Regions from separate parts of the Homo sapiens genome. Here region 1 is linked to region 2. A link is a loop called in an ENCODE intact Hi-C map of the cell type or tissue named here. Cell type or tissue: B cell. All regions are shown on one strand. Each heading gives the region's core, and the rest is flanking DNA. Links, peaks and the distances in the headings are about the cores only.

Region 1 (11,408 bases), core at 4,922-7,421, 75 kb before region 2:
TGCAAGCTCTATCAGAAATCACCATCCCACGTTGAGCTCATTCTTTTTACTAATAAGAAGAGGGCTGGATTTAATGGTCCCCAAATCCCTTTATAATACTCAAGTTCTCTGTTTGTGTGCTTGGGGCAAGTTGAACCATATTTATGGGCTTTTGCCTTCCTCATAGTGGATAGAACTGCATGTTCTCTCATAGACCATGAGAATTATGAAAATACTTTGGGATCCTTTAGTAAAAGCATTCATTCTTTTTAAGGTACCCATTAAAAGGGAGGGGAAAACCCAGATCCCAAAACCAAATCTTGCAAAATAAGTTAGCCACAGGATTACTTTCGAACAGCTCTCTTACCCTATTCTACCTGTCATATTCTGCCAGAATGTTCTCCAGGCTCTCCACGGACTCTACAGTTTACAAAAATTCATATCTCTTCAGGAAAATATCTGCTGCTTGAAATGAGGTTCACATGATTTGAAGCAAATTAGAATATTCCATGATGAGGAATACATAACATTTTGGTCAAAATCGCCTGGCCTAAGCCCATCTACATATTCTCCTCTTTCATCCTCATAACCTGAATGGAAATAAATGTCACACACTGACTCACAGACTTGCACAACCATGCACACACTATATCCTCCACTTTAAGACATAAGAGATTAACTTGTTCAATTTTATAACCTCTTGGTTTCCTTTCTTTGTTTCAAGTGCCTCTCTTTTTTCAAAATCATGTGTATTTGGGCAACTGGTTTGCCAAAAGGTATGGATGGCTAAAAACAATTTACTTATTGCAGACACAACCTCTTACCTTGTCCTGATAACTAATTAGCCAAAAGAGTGAGGGATGAAAAAGGAGAAAAAAAATAGTTCCAATAATATGCTAGTTTACCTCATACTTCTCTGTCATTTTGCAACAGACCATGAGAAGACATCACTACTTAATGAAAAAATATTCAATTGTCTAAATCTGAGTTTTCTTCCTGAAAACAGTAAATTTTAGCTAGATAGGAAAAAGTTTCTTTTAAAGAATATACCCTGTTTAGAGGTGGATAAAGTGAAAGAGTTATAGAGAAAAATTAAGAAATGTAAAGAATGAGAAAAATAGTGAAAAAGAGGTGAAGAGAAAAGAATACAGAGAGAAAAGATAAATGTAAGAATTTAAGAATGGTAGTTTAAAGATGCCCAACTCCTTGTTTTCACTATTGAGGAAGTGAGACCTAAAGTATGGAGAGGGGAAGAACAGGAAAGCTGGAAGAGGAAAAGTGAAAAGAAAGAGTAATCAAGAGAGAAAATAATGGAGGAAAGGGAAAGGGCAGGAGTCTCGAAGCAGCTTCTGGGAGACTCAGTCTAAGAAGTGCATGTCTCTAAGAAGCACATTCTGTCCTGGCTATCAGATGCAATCCTGTGGACATGACTGCACCAGCTATATTTAGCTCCGATGTAACTCAAGTCAATAGTGTTCCATTAGGGCAGCTGCTGCAGAGTCCTGAAGAAACGTTTTACTACCTACCCTGGAACAGCCGTGCCAAGGGCCTGGGCCTTCACAGCTACAGAACTCCACTGTGTTTATATACAAAGGAGCAGCATTTTGAACATAACTGATATGACTGTTAACATAGTTTAATGGCCTGCTATATAACAGAACAGCACTTTCAGAAGACCAAAGTCATTACTCTCGGTTCCTAAGGATGTCCCTTCCCCCAATCCCTGCAAGCAAATATTGGCCCTTACCTTATATGGTGTGTTCTCTCCCGAGACCTTCTCTGGTTTTCTGATCTTTGCTTTAACTCCGCATGGGGCTCTGTGCTTTGGAAGAATACTTTTCAACGTCTACTCAAGGACACCCAGGCCCAAATGACCCACAGAAATACCTACAGGTTTCCTCTGATGCCAGGGGAACATAGCTGATTCCTACTGAAAACAAAACAAAAACAAAAAACAAACAAAAAGCTTGGTTCTTGGAGGACTGGCAGGTTACCGACGTGCATACCCCATGGCCAGAAATGAAGACCTGCTATTACTAAGGAGAAGTGAAAAGTCTAGGAATAGTTGAGAAAGCCATGCTTGACCTGAATAATTCATTAAGTAACTATGAGTCATCGTTCTGGATATGGCATCTTATTAGATTTTGTGAGACAAACCACACATAGGCATTCCCTTCTCTCTCAAGCAGATTCAGTTATGATGTGTGCATAAAGCAATCACATGGGTGGGACAAGGAATAGATACATGGGCTCAAGATGAATGCTGAGGAAGGAAGATACACCTGGAATCTAAGAAGTCTAGGAATATTTTTCAGAGGAAGACACTCCTTTCTTGAAGAATGAATGGGGTACTGACAAGGAAAGAGAGCATTCCAGTTGAATGAGATCAAATAAGCAAAGTTGTCGCTTATTCTTTGGTTGTATATAGTCAGACACTTTCGCAAAGCTAAAGTCCCCAATCCTGTGCCTTGACAAGTATCAGTGGGTCTTCATAATTGATTCCTGGAACAAAAGCCATCTGCACAAAGGTTCTTTCCAAGAATCAACCTACTTATCTATGAATCTTTCTTCCATGAAACCAGACTAGGAAAGGTGAGCAGAAACTATCATAGAAAATATTTGGATCCTCAGAAGAATGACTGTCTCTGTTTCAGAAAAAGATTCAGGGCCAGTGACATTGATGCAAAAAAAATGATGGAAGCACCAGCTCTGATCTGAACCTTGAAAAGGAGATTCCCTGGAGGACGGTGTATGCCAATTATTTCTGCCTGGCAGAGGAGAGCAAGAAAGGAGGCAAGTGCCAGGTGGGGTGAGAAATTTACTGTAGCCAGAGTTCACCTACAGGCTGTCTAATTCCTTTAACCTGGGCTGGACTGAAGGGCTGAGAAGAACATTCTCATTAGGGTATGAAATGGATCATTTCCAGTGGCCAGATGGTTCCCCATAAATACATTAATGACTTTATAGGCATGTCTGCTTGGAAAAGGAACAATTTAACTACCACAACGTAGGAAGTGCTCCTTTTGGATTCTGGGTAAACTAAATCAAAGACCAAGAAATTACAAAAAAAAAAAAAAAGTCTTTGTTAAATTACTCCCTTTCGCACACCTCATTCTTTTTATATGGCAAGCTCAATAAACAAGTGTAATATTTGTTTTCAAATTAAAAAAATAAAATTCATCTCAACCTTCAAAAGTCATTCAACCATGAATGGTCCCAATGTTGAGAAACACACACACAAATCCACACACATATGCAAACCTGTGCACATGCACACACATACTCCTCATTGGTAACAAAGTCAAGGCTTCTACTGCTGAGTATGGCTGTGTAGTGACAGTACTCATGTCACACTTCAACTGGATGACTTTCCAAAGGCAGTCATGTCCCTGTCAAGAAGTTCCTTTCTTCTACCTCGAAACAGATCCCAAACCTGTCTCATTCTCTGTCTAATGCCCCATCCTCAACCCTCACTCAAGCTACAAGAGTAGCTGCCTAGAACTTCCAGAAGGATCTCTTTACAAACAAATCTGATCTTGTCCTGCCCCTACTTAACCTTTTTTTTTTAAATACTTTAATTTCTAGGGTACATGTGCACAATGTGCAGGTTTGTTACATATGTATACATGTGCCATGTTGGTGTGCTGCACCCATTAACTCGTCATTTACATTAGGTATATCTCCTAATGCTATCCCTCCCCGCTCCTCCTACCCCACGACAGGCCCCGGTGTGTGATATTCCCCTTCCTATGTCCAAGTGTTCTCATTGTTCAATTCCCACCTATGAGTGAGAACATGCAGTGTTTGGTTTTTTGTCCTTATGGTAGTTTGCTGAGAATGATGGTTTGCAGCTTCATCCATGTCCCTACAAAGGACGTGAACTCATCCTTTTTTATGGCTGCATAGTATTCCATGGTGTATATGTGCCACATTTTCTTTATCCAGTCTATCATTGATGGACATTTGGGTTGGTTCCAAGCCTTTGCTATTGGCGAATAGTGCCGCAATAAACATACGTGTGCATGTGTCTTTTAATGGCACCCACTGCTTTTAAGCTAGGGACAGTAATTTTCTCTCCCGGTCAACAAGGATGGGGCAGGTACTCACTCCAGTCTCATTTCCCACTGTTTCTCATCAGTTCATTGGACCTACATGGATCTTCCAGTTCCTCAAAATTTCCTCAGCCATAACTACTCCCTCTTGGGGTCTTTTGGAAAAACGTCCTCATTGCTGGGCTGCTCTTCCCTTCTCCATTCACTGGCTCACTCCTGCTCACCCCTCTGCACAGATGCATCAGGAAAGCTTCCTGCCCTTCCCAGCACCACAGGTTTTCTTCAAAGTTCTTGCCATTTTGAAACTGTTTATTTACATTTTGATTGTCGGATCCGTGCTCGGAAGGCCACCAGGGTTGGTGTGAAGATCAAATCTGAGAATGGGGATAGATATCCTTCAAGAATTATAAACAGAATCCCAATATAAATCCCTGCTTTTTTCATTGCTGCTTCTAAAGGACTCCCAGCCCCCAAAAGAAAGTGAAAGCAGAAGCATCACTTACCCCAAACATCAAAAGGAAATGACATCCAAAGCAGGCATTTTTAAAATTTATGTTGGGCTAAGACGGTAGCCACCACAACTTGGTGAATAATTAGCCTTGAGGTCTCCTAGCATAAAATAAAAATCCACTTCCCTCAGGCCAGAGAAACCACTGACAACCACCAGCCTGAGTTTTGACAATTTCCCTGCCCATCACACACCTGGTTCCTAAGGTCCCAGTAGCCAAAGGGGAGTAAATATTAACTCTGGTAGGGAATGATTTGTCAGTCATGAACAGCTGTCCACAGTTTCCAAGGTACTGACCTGAAAAGGAGATGAAAGGAACAAAGACTGGGGTAGCTTCCACACTGGGCAGGACATCTTGCCCTTGCCTCTTGGTCTGCTATCTAGCCAGTGATGCTGATTTCTATACCTACACATTCAGGTTCCTTTACCCTTTGGTTTTAGCCAAGAAGGGGCACCAGCAGGAGATCACAAAAGGGAGGTGAGTGAGGTCAGAAGTATTGTTTTCCCAGCTTCCTCCATGCTGGGTCACCCCAGGCTAGCTGTGTCCTTAACCAAAGGCCACAGCTCCTATCAAGTATACCTCCAACAGAGCTTGCTTGTGCCCTCTTTTTAGCTCCGCATCCCCAGCAAACCTACACATTCTGAAACTGATCCTCCTTCTTCAAGCCTAGTGTGATCATGGTTCATCTGCGATATTACTATCCCTGTGATGCTGCAGCAATCTTTGTGGTTTCCCTACACCCAGCTCACAACCTGGAGGTAGAGAGACATCATTTCAATAAGCACACACATGCGCAAGAGTGCAGTTTTAGGAGATGAGTTTTAGGAGGTAAGGAATGTGTTTCTACGCATGCCTGCATTTCTGTGATCTGGGGTGGCTGCAGGATCTAATAGGCAAGGCTTCTCGGAAAAAAACCTATACTTGATCTGACTTCAGAACAAGGCCAAGTTTAGGTGGGGCATGCATAGGAGGCTAGTGGAGGGAACAGGAAAAATCCCAAGCAGAGAGAACAACCTATGGAAAGGCCCTGTCCACTCTTACACAAAGGTTCTCACCTGTCTATTAAAGCTATTATGGGGAACACACAGCCATTTTAAATGTCTACACAAATATAAGATGTTAATGACAGTCATAATTCTGTTCATAAAAATCCTCAAGCTTTGATTTTACTTCTCCAACACATAAAAGTTTCTTGTAGGCCAGATCTCGTCCACAGTGCCCACCACAATGGCTAATTAATATACAGCTGAAGTCCAATAAACACAAGCAAATAATTGATTGATTCACTGAGGAACCAAAGGATGGAAAAAATCCAGCAGAGGCCTAGCACTGCCTATCAGTGGAGGCAAGTGCATGAAATGTGGATGAGTTGACTTCAGGCTAAGTATGGGGCTGACCTTGGGCAAGTTACACTTACCTCTACATAATGTTTGTTCAGGTCTCAGGCTCCAAGATAGGAGATAAGCGAGAGTTATTTTGGTCTTTTGAATGCTTAGGAAAACAGCTGAGCTACACGTAAGTGACCTCCATTCCTAGGGCAATATGTTAAGTTCAGTCTCAGTGTGAGGTTTCCAGCTCCCCACAAATTAAAAACACAGCATCAGAGAAGAGTAGAGGTTTCCTTATAACCCAGAGATACCATTGTGGAAAGCCCCTGTTGCCGGAAAAATGATGACTTTCCTCATAAAGGGGAAGTGCTATTTTAGATTCAGCCACTTTGGTTTTTCTTTCCACCCTGGGGTATAAGTTTGATTCCTGGGTATCTTCCTATACCTCAAGGAGTTATAAAGAACCCAAGAAAAAGCCAAGTTAAGTCCACCTTCACTTAGGTGGAAGGATTTCATTGTTCCAGAAAGAAAAGATGGTCAGAGGGACATTTCCATTTCTGTAATTAACCTCAGTGTGGCCTTAGGGAGCCACCTTCCTTCTCTGGGGCCCAATTTTCTCATGAGTAAAATGAATGGCTTCCACTAAATGATCTATCTATGAGATCTTCAGATTTTATGATTTTTGAACACCATTTTTTTTGTTATGGTTTCAGCAACTATGTCTTGAAAGTCTACATGTTCTCAACATTATGTTATTTCTTGGGAGGGAACAGTCCATCCCTGCACCCAAGGATTCTTATTTTGTGATTATGGTCCTCCTAAGAGGGTCTATGAATCTCCAGATGTTGCATATAACACTTTGTGTCTCTGTGTATATTTCCTGGCCTAAAAGCATCCATAGCGTTTGGGTCCACAAATGGATCCTATATGCTTTTAGTAGAACAGGTGACTGCTTAGATGTCAGGGAATGTGTTCATAAGACACCAGCATCAAGAGCAAGCCCAACATGAATCCACCTGCCAAGCTCTATGACAACCTGGGTTATCTTCCGGAACAGGATGGCTCTGGATTTGAGATGAGATCAGAGAGGTGGACTGCTAAAGAGAAAGAGAGTTTGGGAAGTCAATGCAAAAGTATAATTGTGGGCAAAATATGCTGTGTTCTCAAGAAAAGAAAAAAAAAATCTCTAATTGCTGTGGGAATGAGCTCTCTCCATGGCGCACCTGGAGGTTCATGCACTTTCTGTTTTCTACCTGTCCTCCATTAACATCAGCCCCCAGAGTACTGGGTTCAAGGAAAGAGCAGGACTCTGTTTTGCAGCTGGGAGGTGGCGCAAGAGAGAGCTACCATTTTCGCCAAGAGAATTCTAAGAGATCCTGAACCTGCATCTGTGACTCAGCCTGGATGGGGCCACCTCTCACCAGGCTACACCAGGGGTAGGGACAGGGTAGTGGCTTGGTGCTTTTCATCATGGTTAACAGAGAATAAGTCATGACAGCTAGCAGTATCATATTGCTCTGCGATTAATGCAAAATACATGACATTCATTGATTTTAAGGTAAATTTAAAACATGTAATGACAGAGTGAAAGCTATGCCATACACAGTTACACATGCATGGGAGAAAAACATGTATAAATTGAAGCTTAGGAGTTATAACTTACACAGAAAGTGCTATTATTCAAAAATTTAAACATATGTGAGACAACATATAGCAAATATGCTGACATATGGCATTGAAACCAATACGTCAACACTTACAAGTAAGAAAACATCTATAAAAATACAATAAGAACAGTTCTCTCTTTACATTGAGGCCACAAATGAGACCACTGCTGAACATCTCTGGTTAAGCATTAACACACACCAGGATCTGCCTGTAACCTGTTCGTTAAGGTGCAGTGCCCCAGCTAATTAATACATCACTGGCAGATCAAGTTCAGAGAACAATATTGAGCAAGTGCATTCCTGAGGCCTCATTTACCCCCCTTCAGGTAGGCGGAAGTCCAGAAGGGAAAAGGGGATAAGGGAGAAGAGAGAGAGACAAAATAAAGTAGAGATTATTATTTTGCTACAGTAGAGCATCCCACAGTTGATAAAAGTGGTGTGTGTATGTGTGTGTATGCATGTGTGTGCGCGTGTGTGTGTAGCAGGCTTGCATGTGCTGGCCAAGTTCTGAAATCATGTCACTTGAGAAAAAGCTGAAGGAATAGGAGCTGTTTAGACAGGGAAACCCTACATTGAAAGAAGGCTATCATAACAGTATTCTGCCATGTGCAGGGATTGCTGCTGACTGTGGGCATAGACAATGCTGTATTGCCTGTCACTTCCACTCCCTGGGCCTCAGACTATTCATCTGTAATGTGAGAGACTTGTATGAGATGCCTGATTCTCAACTCATGCTGCAGTTGGAATCACATAAAGAGCTTTTAACAAATACAGATTGTGGGGCTCCACCCCAGATAAGCATCTCTTTAGGAGGGAAACAGGCATTGGTATTTTAATAGTTCCCCAGGTCATTCTTACGTGCATTCAGTGAGGATGGACAAGCACTGGTCTAGATTACCACTAGATAATTCTAGATTATCCTGGAGGTCTCTCCTAGCGCAATAGGCAGGAACCGTTCTAGCTCTAAAACTTTACTTAATTCAGTCATATATATAATTCTTTTCCCATTTCCTCTGTGACTCTGGAAGGAATCATAATCCTAAGGGAAATTCAATACATAAAATATTGATGTTCATTTTGCAAATACCCGATAAATAAATTCACTGAGCTGACTGAAAATGAAAAATCTGTGGAAAGAGAACTCCATTATAGAAGATCTACTTGAGTCTTAATTCGGGATCAGTTTGCTCCAACATTCAGCACATTTTTCACCAGCTTGATTATGTCGTATCCCATCCACAGCAGATTAGAAGCACAAATTGGAAGGTTAGTTTGGTGAAAGAGCTGGTTATGTTTATTAACAGTGGAAAAGGAGAAGAACTAGCATCTTCACAGTGAGAAAGAAAACTCAAATGATATAAAAAGACAGCACAGGAACCAATGTAAAATCATAGTCTAGGGATGTTTAGTGTAGGGCCAAACTGCTCTACCCATTTTTAAAGACTGACAATATCTCTGTGTTACTCTCTAACAATTAGAGAGAGAAGAGCTTATGTTGACTGAGTTCTATTTAACAAGGCAAGGCCACATGTGTATGTATGTATGCTTTTGTATCTGTATGGTGATTTTCTAAGCAATGATTTTAAATGTTCAAAATTTGAGGGTTAGCATAAAACATTGTATGTATAAAATACATAAAATACACGTATTCTTGTCAGGCTTTTAAAAATACACCTGTTATCTGTAGCCTTTTCCACCTTAAAAACATTCTTCAGGTTTTCATCAGATAATAATCACCCTGGATGTAACCAGTAGATGAGTTTAGAAACCCCAGAATCAATAGGTGGGCAGAATGAGACACAGTTTCCCCTGCTACTCTTAGTCAGTAAACCTGATCTAAAACCGCTCAATCACTCCCACTCTACTTCTAATAACAGCTATAGCTACCGAAGGAGACTCAGGCTATGAGGAAGAAGACTTGGTGTTCGATGTGCCAAGTAGCAATGAGTGAATTATAAACTGGTCAGGGTTCCTGACACTATGAGGATCTAAAAGGAACCTGAGACCGAACAACTAAGAGACCACCCATGCTATTTCAGGGCTCATCACCATCACTGTGGCATTTTAATAAGTCATGGTATTTCAAGAAAAAGAGAAAGAGAGGAGTGGGAAAATATCCATGGAACTGGTAGACCATTGACTATGGCAAGCAGTGACCTTATTCACAATAACATCCCCTCATAAGACACTGCTATTTTATACTAGATTTATTGCACTTAGGTAGAAGCAGCACTTTATCAACTTACTTTTCTGGAGCACAGGAATCATATTTTTCTTGAAACTAGAGGGGAGGGCCTCTGCCACATTTTCAAATCTGGGTAAGCCTTGATCCTCCACCGCATCTGAGCCTCGTCTATAATATTAGGTAGAATGTCTTGCATCCATGAATGTTTCCTGCTTGATAACCCAAGGAAGAATTATCACATACAAATCTCAGATCCTAAGACACATTTTGCCACCAATAGTCATCCCTAAACAAAATGAATCACGATCCCAAGTCACATCCCTACCCAATACCATTTATTGAAGAGCCTGCAGTGGTATGTGAAGGTAGGAGGTCCAGCAAATCTTCCTGTTGTTTATTTGAGTGACTTTAGACAATGAGGTGATATGTTAGGGACAGCACTGGGTAAGAACGACACCAAGAGGGCTGGGGTCATTGCAACCCTTTGTGACTTCCCAGCAGGTTACTTTCCTCATCCAAACTTCAAAATCCTCTTCTATAAAATGAGAGATGTGCTGGGCAATGTCTAAAACTCCTTCTGTCAGCCCTGGGAGCCTCTGAATTACGATCTCATTGCCTCCAGTAATCTCCCAAGTTTTGTACACGACCATATCTTCCTGGAAGTCCCCTCTGCTCTTTCCGACTCCAGTACCTCAGCCTGAGCATGAGAAGAGCAAGCTTCTAGTCCCAGTTCCACCTCTTGGTGGTGGGGTGCAGCATTTATCTCTAGGACAACTAAATAAAATGATCTCTTAGTGCATCAAAAATTCAGTCCTAAAAGTCATTTCTGTTTAAGAATACAGCTGTATCCATCACAGACAGTGAATTTTACAAAATGCCGTACAATGGCTGCAATCTTAGCTATTTTAGAAGAGCTAAAAGGGTTACAGTTGTGTCCCAAGGGAAAGGTGCTGCTGGTGTCCCCATTCCCCCTCTTATTTAGCCCTCCCCTGTTCATACTCTGCAGGCTGTTATTATCTTTACATTTACCTGCCAACCAACCTCCAAAAAATCTGTTCAGTCACAGTAGTTACAGAAACCAAAGAAGCGGCCAATAGTCCAACTCTGACTAACCCCTTGTTAATGGCTAAGAATTAAAGAACAATTTCTTTTTGCAATTAACATATTCTGTACTGTAAGTATATCATGAACTAAAAATAACATGTCCTCCACAATCCTTTGGCCCACAAGAAGCTCAACAGAGGGAGGGGAAGAGAGAGAAAGAGAGACTGGAATGACATGCCATGAATCCTAAACATCTTCCTAATTGGATAATTAAAAGAGTTCTGGATAGCAGTTCAAAAAGCCTGGATTCTGGTAAGGGCTCCCCTACATATTTATCCATCTGTGTGGCCTTGGCTTGATCTTGTACCCTATCTAGGCTGTTTATAGGATTATGTTTGAAACCTAGTAGGCACCCCTTAAAAAGTTATCCAATCTATTGTTCTTTTCAAACTGTCTCATGCATAAGAACCACCTGGAGAGCTTAATAGAACACACAGGGGGTCCCCACCACCCAAGTCTCTAATTCAGTATGTCTGGGGTGGGGTCCAAGTATAGGCGTTTCTAACAAGTTCCCAGGTAATGCTGCTGCTTCTGGTCCTGAGACCACACTTTGAGAAGCACTGATCTGGCCCAGTGATGTCAAC
Region 2 (10,602 bases), core at 4,132-6,631:
ACTGTGTCTATGCCTCAGTTCCCTGATCTGTAAGGTAAAGATAACAATAGTAGCTACTGCCTAGGGTTTTATGGAGACTACTTGAAATACACATGTAAAGGGCTTAGAACTCTATCTGGCACACAGTAAGGATTCAATAAGCACTAGTTAGTTCTTAGCTGCATTCTTCCCACTGCCTAGTTCTTACCTCTGCTCCCAACCACCTTTGGCATCATTCATTCAAATGGATCTACTTGCATTTCTTCTAGTCAAGTCTATCATTTCATCACCCATGCCTCTGCATATGCCATTATTTCTTCCTGGAATGCCTGTTCTCCTTCTTCCTCTAGCTGACTCCTCTTGTTCCTCAAAACTTGCTCCAAGACTACCTTCCCTCCATCCCAGAGCTTTCTCTCCCTGCCCCCAATAGGATTTGGAGGATTATACTTTCTGTTCATTGAATTTGATACATTATTTTATAATTACCATTTTATTTGCCTATCTGACTCAAGCTTGTCTGATTCTTAAAGGCAAATGACATGTCTTATTTGATTTTATATTCTTAATGATGAGTACAATGACTACCTTAGAATCCACACTCATCCACTGTTAACTGAATGAACAAATGGTCCCTATGGAACATCAGTAACAGGTACCCAAACACACTTAAATTTGATTACCTGCACTTGAAACAAAACAGTGACTTTTTCCCGAGACCCGCATGCCTTGTGTAGTTTTTAATAGATTGCAAATAAACTTAGCACAGGGAGACGTGATCATGTCCAGGGAAATGATCAGCTCTGAGAACCACCAGTCTCTGACAGTGAATAACTGCTAAATCTCCAGAAGGTTTCTACTTCTGCCTGTCTCTTGATTGTCCTGCTCTCTGGAATAAATCAGACAGTACAATACAGGAATTTGAATAAAGTAGCCAAACTGTGCAAAAGTGATCACAATGGAGTAGAAGTGCATTATTCTGTCTCTCAGAATTAGCATATTTCTAAGTAGTGAGTCTTAAATGAGAGAAGACTTTGCTTTTCTTCCTGAGATAGCCTTCATTAATTCTTCAGAGTGAACCTAATAAGTGACGGTAGAGCAAACAGGGGATAAATGGTACGTGTAAGGACCTCCCCTCAAATTCAGTCTCTTTTTTTTATTGGATACAATTGCTCTGGGTTTAATTTGGGTTCTGAGCAAAGTGTCACTAACTCTCTAGCACAGCTTCTGTGTTTGAGGGTTAGATAAGACCAAGAAGTGGGGGCTATAAGAAGAATTACTTGTTGGATTACTTTGACCCAACAAGGGAAGCAGCATCTCAGCCCAGAAGTGTTCAACAATAGAAAGGCCACCCACAAAGCACCAAGGAGATTGGCTAAATGTCTGTGAGGAAACTCAGGATAATTCTCTTTCACCTTCGAGAATCTGATTTTATGATGGTGGTAGAGATTTCATATTTAAGGTGTTTTGAGAGCTTGGTGAAGACACAGTAGGGGTTGCGTAAATGATTGTTGTTCCTTTGAGGTTGAAGGGAACATTCTGGACATCTCAAACCATTCAGTTGGCAACTTACTACAGGGCTCATACATAGACAGTGTCCACCTACTGTCCATCCCCCCACACTGAAAAGTGATGCTGGCCACTCACTGAAAAGGCTGCCGTGAAAGCAGCAAGTTTAGAATGTCATCTGAATGCGTCTTTGTGAACCACAGGAAGATAGGCATTCAGCAACAAATCCTTAAGATGCTTTCAAATGAGAAGGAAGGCCCTGCCTCAAGACAGGAACCTCTGCAGATATCACTTATCCTAATCTCTCACCCCAAAGTGAGAGACAGAAATAAGGACACTGACAGTAAAACCTTAAGAGTTTGTTTTATTTGGGTATCAACACACACACACACACACACACACACACACACAGTGATCAAATATTTCAGTCAAATGCATGCAACTCATCCAGAGAGCTCAAACACTGAGTTATCCAAATGTTCCAATGCTAGTTACCCAAACGAACATTATGGAAAAGGACTTCAGAGAGAAGAGTCTGAACAGCAAAACTGAAACATGTTTATAGTGTTAAAAAAAATAAAAAGCTGTCCACCTCTTTTATTTTGCATTTGGATAATGCTTTAAACTTTCCAGGATCCTCTGATAACCACTCCACCCTCACGATGGTAAGATCAATGGCAAATGGATTTATCTCCCCAGTTGATCCCAGAATGAAAAACAGAAACAGAGTGTGTGCACAACTGACACACAATAATCTAGCCAGCCCTTTCATCTTGGGCTCTTCTCCACGTATTATTACAAAAACAAATTATGTAACGAAGCACACAGTTGTGTGGCTTGAGGCATTTATTAAAAATAGGGCCTTTATGAAGTCTTTGTGTACTTTACATATTTAATAAACTTCAAGTTCATGTCACTTAGAATCAAACACGTGATGAAATTTGAAAGTAATATTATTACAGTTTATGACTTCTAATCTGCAAATGGGAGGCGGTCCTATATAGCTTTGTGTTTAAGAATATGAACTTTGAAATCAGACTAACTGGACTTCAAACACTACCTCTTTTATATACTCTCTAGATGTCATTTGGCAAGTTATTCAACCTCCCCATGCCAGTTAACTCATCAGCAAAATGAGAACAGTAAGATTTACCTCTTAAGAGTTTTGGGGAGGATTACATATACATTTGCAGGTAGTAGGCTTAGATTGGTGCCTCCCATACAGAACTCAAGAGATAAGTATTATTATTTGATTATTCATAATCTCTTTCAATGATTGCCAGCTTTAGTTACTACAACAAAACAAAGTCCCTACCTTCCTTGAAAAGAATGTATTATGTATCTAGAACTGTTGGAATGAAAATCAAGAAGGCTTGAAATGTCACTTACAAGCTATGTGTAACAACTCACATGAGTTAGTTGTTAAAGTTTAAAAATTATGTAAGGGTTTCATGAAGCTTTAGGAATGGTCCCTGAATTGGTGGAAAGGAAATTCCCTTCTGAACTTAAAAGTCAAAAAACTTCAGAGGGAAGGAATCTTTTAGAGATCTACTCAAGGTCATATGAAAGTTCTTGGTTCTAATTCCATCCAGGCCACCAGAGAGCCAGGAGATGCCCATCCCCTTTGAAGCTTCTCATGCCTCCCTCCCCACCCCTGGCCACTATTACCACCCTACACCCTTTTCTAACCATAGATTTCTAAGTAAAAAAGGAAATTGTCTAAAACTGAAACTGCCTTAGTCTATTATTGGCTTTGGTGGCTGTGGGAAGAAAACGGAGTTGGAGGGGGGAGGTATGTTGATGAAAATAATCTGAGTCATCACTTCCTGGAAGAGGTGACAGCACACCCAGAGCCGCTGGGAAGTCAGGGGGCCGAGGGGGAGGAGGTCCCAGCTCTGCCACAACCTCACATAGCACCGGGAGGATGTCCCTTAACTTCTGTGGGTTCCTATTGGCAAAATGACCCTAAAGGCCTTCCCAGCTATATGCCCCTATAATTCAGGAAAGGTCCTGGTGAATAAACCATCAGTGCTATTCACTGTCAGCCTAGAAAACAAAATGAACCTGTGCTCCTAAAATATGAAAGCCGAATCTTTCAAGCAAGGGCAGGCTGGTTATGGTTGAGTCAAGACATAACTGCTTTGTTTCCTAACTACTTCCCCAAACCCAGACTCTGCCCCTCCACACACACCCCCCAACCCAGTTTTGCTACACAATTCCTTGGACAGTACAGGTAACTCATTAAGAACAGAGGCCCTGGGATAGCCAGACTTAGTGCAGGAATCACTTTATAGTCTCTCTTAGATGTGAAATTATATGAAATTATTCCCCAAACTGTGAGCAGATACAGATGATTACCAGATTTAGATGTTGAAAAGAAAAGAACAATAACAGCATCAAGATGGGAGTCTCACGTGTTGCAATCACCTGCTTATGTGTCTCCCTAGCCTTGGGAGAGAAAACTGGCCCCTTTTACATTTATCTGATGGTAACTCTATGGGCAGCTACTAAACCCTCCTTTGAAAGTAAACCCCCATTGCCAGTGACCATGTGCTAAATGAGTGAGTGAAGAAATGAATGCTGTGCATCCCAAATTAGGAAGCAAGGAAGGAGGGCACATTCATACAGCTCCTTGAACTCTGCACACACTTTGGCTTCTTGCAGTAATTTAATAATATTCTTGCTCATTCATATTCTTTCTTTCCACTTCCAGCCCCACCCCCACTCATTATGTAGTCTGACTGAATACCACTCAAAATATTTTCTCAATTAGAGGAGAAAACAGGAATTTGCCACTTGTCTGCCTCTATTCTGCTGCCTGTCAGCCTTCAGCAAATATTTCAATCCTGGGCCTTTGCCTGCTGCTAACCCCTGTCCTTTAACCCTTGACCCTGTCCTCTTCAAATCCTCTAGGCTTTACCTTCTCATCCTCCCAGCCCAGACACTCCACTCCAGGGCTGGTGTCACAGGCTACTATGTTTAACCACAAGAGGTACAGTGATGCCCCTAAAGCAATCAGAACAAGAGCTGTGCTTCTGAGATTTGCTTATCTGATCAAAAGATGCTCAGAAAAATTAACATATCACAGTGGATGAGAGACAATCTGTAAACAGACTCCCACTCTCACTTACCTATCTCTGGTCTTCAGAGCCTCTTCTCTGGTCTAGGCCAGCTCCCCTCCCCCACCCTATATCCTAACTCCCTTAAATGGGCATGTCACTGAGATTAGAGGCTCAGGGGTTGGCTGTAAGATGCAGAAATAAAATGGAAATCATGTCCGCTAGAGCAGTAAGATGCAGAGCTCCTCTTTGACTTTTCCCAACATTCACATTCAGCCAAACCACAAGATAATTTGCTTCTAAACCCCTGTCCCAACTTCCTCTAACCACTGCAACTTCCCTGGCTCCAGCTAAACCCCCAGCCCTGTGACATCCAACATTAGAACCACTGGGACTCATCATTTCCCCATCCTTGCCTGTGTCCACCAACATGTGAGCTGTGCCACTTCTGGGTGTTTCTGTGAGTATTTGAGAAAGGCGTGGAATATTTCAGGACTTTTTCGTTGGCAATGACTACTTTGCTCTCTGATAGCACTCCTTCCCATGTAATTAATAGTTCTGTCTCTTGGCTCGTTAAAAACGAGACCCTCAGGTCCCAGGCAGCATTATGCAGGGTAAATCATGTTTAAGTAACTGCATAACTAGTGGGTCAGTTTTATCTTTTGTCTTGGCTGCGACCATTATTTAGCTGGGTTCTCAAAATGCCCGGCAGTGAAGCTTTCATGTCAGGCCAGTATTGAAAGACAAATGTTTTCTCCCCTCCCCACCCCCACTGCCAGCCCCTCTTCTCTGAATGCTGCATGCACAGGGCAGCTGGGAAATAAAAGGCCCCTTTATCTGATTATCCTGGGCAAAGGCGTGGTAGGTTCAGGAAGGTTCAAGAGAGAAGTGCCAAACTGTAATAAGATGGGCCAAGCAAATAGTTGGGGCAGACTCCCATGCAGTGGCAATGACCGGCCACAGCAATTCAGTCTCCTGTCTCATTTTTAGCACTCAGCTTTGTGATGACTAAAAAGGGTGTTGTTTTTTTTCCCCCCGCCGACTGTCGCTGATTGCCATGTGATCTTGAACAAATCACGAGACATCACTGATCTGGGCTCTATGTCCTCATCTGTGAAGGGAAGACAGCTCTGATGATCTTCAAGGTCTCTTTCTGCTTTAACATTCTTTGTGTGTATCCATCAAGCAATAAAAAACAGTGTGACCCTCTCAAATAGCTATGGAGAATACCGCCTGACAGTATAAAAAGAGGACTTCTGAAGAGATGAAAGCAGCAACTTTCTTTATAGGCAGAGTTTGTCTCATATAAAAGGAAGTGAGAGGAAGAGAAGGAGAAGGAAAAGGCAAGATTACCCACTTCACAAAGGAGAAATTAAGGGGTAGGGAAATTTTGTCCAATTAACCCAGTTATGCCTAGTGTTCCATTATTGGAACACTAAGCTTGTGGGAGTTATTTATATCCTACTGCTCAAGGTCATCACCAAGGTCTGATTTTTCACACCCAAAAATTTTCAACCTCCAGCCTAAATGGGTTAAATTACCAATGTCATACAATTAGTTATTGGTGCTGTTAAAAATAAAACTCAGAAGGACTCCCATTTTTGTCCTAGATTCTAATCCTATTACATTATCCTTCCCATAGGATATTGTGATGATGAAAAGAAACGGTATTTGTGCTGTTTAATTTTTGCAGATTTGCATTTACCATTTTCTTTGGCCAATCTGGAATCCTAGAAGCCTACTAGAGAACCGTCCTGAAGACATGCCCTTCACAATCATCAGCCTTCTACAAGCACTCAGATGGGAATCCTTTAGTGACCATCAGAACCCAATAACCAGTCCCTTCATGAGCGTACTCCCGAATTTTGTTCATCCCATCCACAGAGCACGTGATGCTCACCACTGGAAGACAGAAATCATGGTGGCCATGCAGCCTTTAGACAGCTGCAGCACCCGAATACTGCTGCTCTGCAGGAGGGTCTACAATAGGTCCCCATAAACACTGTAGAATTAATTGAGACAAAACAACAGTATCTTTGACATAGAAGGATCCATTGGTAGCAAATACTACTCTAACATCTCCCTTAGCTTATAACAAGCTGCCCTAAATACGTTCTGCCTCTTGCTCACACACACCACCCATTAAGCACAAGAATTGAGGCAAAATTGTGTGAGAAGGTAGGGCAGCAGGGGACTCATGGGAAGGTAGGGCAGCAAGGGAAGGGGGCACAAAAAGGCGACCGGAGATGGTGACTAGGAATATCCCAAAATAATATAAACAGGTTCCCAGGATTCCTTCCTCTCCTACTGAGCTTAGAGCCCAGTCAAATCCAGGCCCCCCAAACATCTATGTCAATGTCATACCAATGCTGGGCTCTTTTCGGTACACACATGCATGTCCACGCAGATGCCCTCTCACATACACATGTCCAGATACCCTCTAGTTGGCAAACAAGTGACAATATGCAAATTATCAGAAGCCACAAAGATTTCACATGCATGTCCACGCAGATGCCCTCTCACATACACATGTCCAGATACCCTCTAGTTGGCAAACAAGTGACAATATGCAAATTATCAGAAGCCACAAAGATTTGCTTCGGTGGGGAGCCTGAACAAACAAGGAACAATTTTGCAAGTGACCACAGATGGCTTAGGTAGCTTCTCTGCTTACAATGGACACTAACAAGATTTGCCAGAACTAATTCATTCTTTCACACCATTGCCCTCTTCCCCCACCTTCTGAGGGTAAGGAAAAGTCCCCCTCATGGCCATATGCATTCTTGTTCCTTTTCAACACAGAAAAAGTGCAACTCGTTCATCCACAGTGTGAATGGGTCATATTTAAAGCGGGTAACATAGATTTAAAAGGAGATACTGTGGAAGCAAACATATGCTGACTTCTCCCCCGCCCCCGACCCACCTACACCATTTCCCTAAAACCCTTATTTGGAGAAAGGGGTAGAAAAGAAGAGATTTATGGAGTCCCGTGCTGAGCTGGAGAACCCAGTAGCAGAAAAGAAATGAGTGGCAAAGAATAGACAAAACAAAATGGACTAGAAACAGACAGTGAACCTATCAGATGAAATCCAAACCTTCTCACATGATGGGTTACAACTGGCCTCATATACAGAAAGTAAACTTTGGCTTTATGCAGCAAAGGAAGAAACACTTGATGCAGTCTTTCCTCTGTGCATTCCTATATGAGGCATAACTCCTGGAAACAAAACTCCAAGACAGAGGCTGGATTCAGGACCTTTGTGCATACCCAGAGCTCTTCTTCATGCAAGGCCCTTTCCAGTCAGCTTTCAATAAGTGTCAGTAAGATGCTTATGAATTCTTAAGAAAAGAAATCAATTACTTCTTCAAAAAAACACCTGAACTTCTCTAGGTCACAAGAATAGAGACCTTAGAGGTGGCTCCTTTCCACGTCCCAGAAGGCTCTCTCAGCCTCTTCTCTGTATGTGATGACAGAACTCAAGGCCACTCATGCCCTTCGCTGGGTGCTGCCATCAATTTCTAGCCAGTCTCTGGGCTCACTCCCCACCAATGCTGGACGCAGTATGATGTCCTAAAGCATCTCTCTGCACATTCCTTCATTCTCTTCTCCCCAAGGGGTTGGGGTGGGGGGTGGGGGTTGGAGGGCTCCATTGCTTTCTTAGTGCACGTAGGAAAAAGTCAAATCTGTCTGATCTGGCCTACTGAAGCTTCCACTCCAGATTTTCCAGGTCAACTCTGCAGTCCAGCAGATCAAGGCTGCCCACCATGAGCACTTTGCCCTCTGCACAGTGTTCAAGCACACTGCCTATACCCCTTTCCCTCCCACCTAAATCCTATGCTTTCTTCAAGGCCCACTCAAGCTTCTTCCTCCATCCCTCCCTGTACTCTCTCACATGTTCCACCATCGGGTACAACATAAGCACCATGCGTGGGCCTAACCTCCCTAACAAGGTAGACACTGGGAAGCTTCCCCAAAAGCCAGACAAGTCAGTCTAAACTGGGAGCGATGGCTCTGCATCCTGTCACCTGCTCAAGTGCCCATGTGGTTCCTCTCTTCATTCCCAGGCATCATTCATACTAGGTGTAGCTGAATTTGTCTACTTTTTTTCTCAAATATATATGTTGGATACCTACAGCAGCGGCTATTGAGAAAACTATACTGTTGATTCGATAAAATTTGTTTACATGTACATAATCATGTTCATGTGAATACTTAGTTAGTTATAGGAATAGGTATTTCTATGGTGATGTCCTGGAATATCAGAGTTGGAAAGGACTTCAGTGTCTTCTGCTTCATGGCCTTCATTTCAAGAGGTGACCTCTGAGAACAAGAGGCAGGTGAGGAAACACAGGTGGTTAGGGAGAGAGACTAAAATTCTTGCTTCTTAAGCCAGGGCTCTATCAGATTGTATGCAATATCTATCATCCCAGAGGCTATACATGCTCACACATATGTGTATGAGCACACAACAGTGCACTCTCTCTAACATGCAAACCAATGCGCGCCACCCTCTTCAGCTGAGGTCCTCAGAGAATCATGAGGACAGAATGACACAAATGCCTGAGAAGTCCCCGGATGCTCTCCAGATTTGACATCTTCTCACATGTTTGTCCTCCCATCCAGATCTTTGCCTCCACTGCCAGCAGGCTGTGTGCTTTGACCTCTGACCCCCACAGCTGGACTGTCTTCTGAGGATGACAAGCTCCAAGGACCAACAATTATCTCCCAGTGTTAAATAAGATGAGCAGAAGTGGCCACTGCTGCTCCTGCAATCAGGGCCCAGCCAGAGAGGAATCTGCTGCAAGTCTAAAATTGGGAGCAAAGGTCAGCTGTCATTTAGAAATGAAGCCAGAAGGAAAGGCAGGTATCCAGAAGTTCAGCACCTGCTCTTCCCTGGAGGTGGAGTGGGGCACAGCTGGCCAGACTGGAGCAGCCCCTCTCTGCTTATAGGGTATCTGCAGCAGTTCTGACACCAGTGGGAAGCTGTCAGTACCTTGGGTGGAGGAGCAACAAGCATTTTTGAAAAGGTCCCAGAATCACAGACCAGGCTCCTCCAGGGTACTCTCCATTCCTTCTCGGAAAAGGTCATCTGAACTAATGGAGACTTTCAAAGGCAGTCCTTCCCTTCAGACCTTGAAATCCTGGTGCCGCCCATACGCACATACCACTCCCCTGCCCTCCACCCCTTGCACACATTCTCTCTCGGATGCAGTTTTTACCTTCCTCCATGAAGTGGTCAGCTCTCGCGTGGCCTCCACTTCTGAACCTGATTTGCCCGAATACACTGGGCCTTTCAGGTGTTTTGACCTTCCCCTAATTTATCAGATTTCTGCTTCTATTTCCTCTGCTACTTTTTTTGGATTCTGTTCCGTCTTCCAAAATGTGTGATGCATGATTTTTCAGGTTTCTTGTCAAGCTTACTATTCTACCTTCCTCTTCCTATGCTGGGACTTTCAAGGACATCCCATAGATTAAATATATCAGTACCATAAAACCCCATGTGTCTTCACATAGACACCAGAATGGAAGCCTTCAACTAACATCTCACCTTGTTCTGCTTGAAGGTGTTTCTTGACTTTCCTTCCAATTAGGCACAGACTGTCCCTATTACTCAGTCAAATTAATCGGTCAATTACAAGTTATTTTTTGAGAAGCTCTGACATCCTCTGTCCTAGTTGAGATACTACGAGGTGCTTTCTGCTTATAGAGTATCTGCAGCAGCTCTGATACCAGTGGGAAGCTGCCAATACCTTGGGTGAAGCAACAAACATTTGTGAAAAGCCCCAGAGCCAGAACTACAGACAGCTTTCTGTCTGCAGCTTATGAGTCAAATAGACAACGGTACCCCACTTGCAACATCTGAGGGACAATACCCACTTACATCTCCATAGTACTGCCTGGCATGCAATAAAGTGTTACTGAAGAAAATATATTTGGTTGAATGAGTGAATAAATGAATGAATGACTCAGTTATGCTAAGGAAGAGAGCAGTTTAAGTGGATAAGCAGCATCAGCAGGGCCATCCTGGTTCCATTCAGCTTAGCTCTCTCTCTCTCT

What was found. Hi-C counts contacts between places; a loop is a spot of excess contacts. Peaks named below come from ENCODE experiments on the same cell type or tissue, not always from the same donor. Only the 100,000 strongest peaks of a DNase experiment are listed, where the experiment ranks them.
Region 1: it touches region 2 in a loop (2.9-fold over the local background); 6 of 110 quality-filtered maps call a loop at or near these places.

Annotation. Positions count from the first base shown.
Region 1 is chr18:44,793,418-44,804,825 of GRCh38, reverse strand. The region is part of intron 2 of SETBP1 (SET binding protein 1); the gene reads right to left. Among named protein-coding and RNA genes, the nearest start is that of SETBP1, 120 kb to the right of the region's middle. RefSeq lists enhancers at 1,210-1,692, 1,751-1,800. In B cell, for the core only: no CTCF peak of the experiment used is centred there; a DNase peak (open chromatin) is centred at 6,205; H3K4me3 peaks cover 489 bases; H3K27ac peaks cover 2,500 bases.
Region 2 is chr18:44,718,481-44,729,082 of GRCh38, reverse strand. All of the region lies in intron 2 of SETBP1 (SET binding protein 1), which reads right to left. Among named protein-coding and RNA genes, the nearest start is that of SETBP1, 43 kb to the right of the region's middle. RefSeq lists enhancers at 3,380-3,569, 3,700-3,749 and a silencer at 6,933-6,982. In B cell, for the core only: no CTCF peak of the experiment used is centred there; DNase peaks (open chromatin) are centred at 4,599 and 5,592; H3K27ac peaks cover 2,500 bases.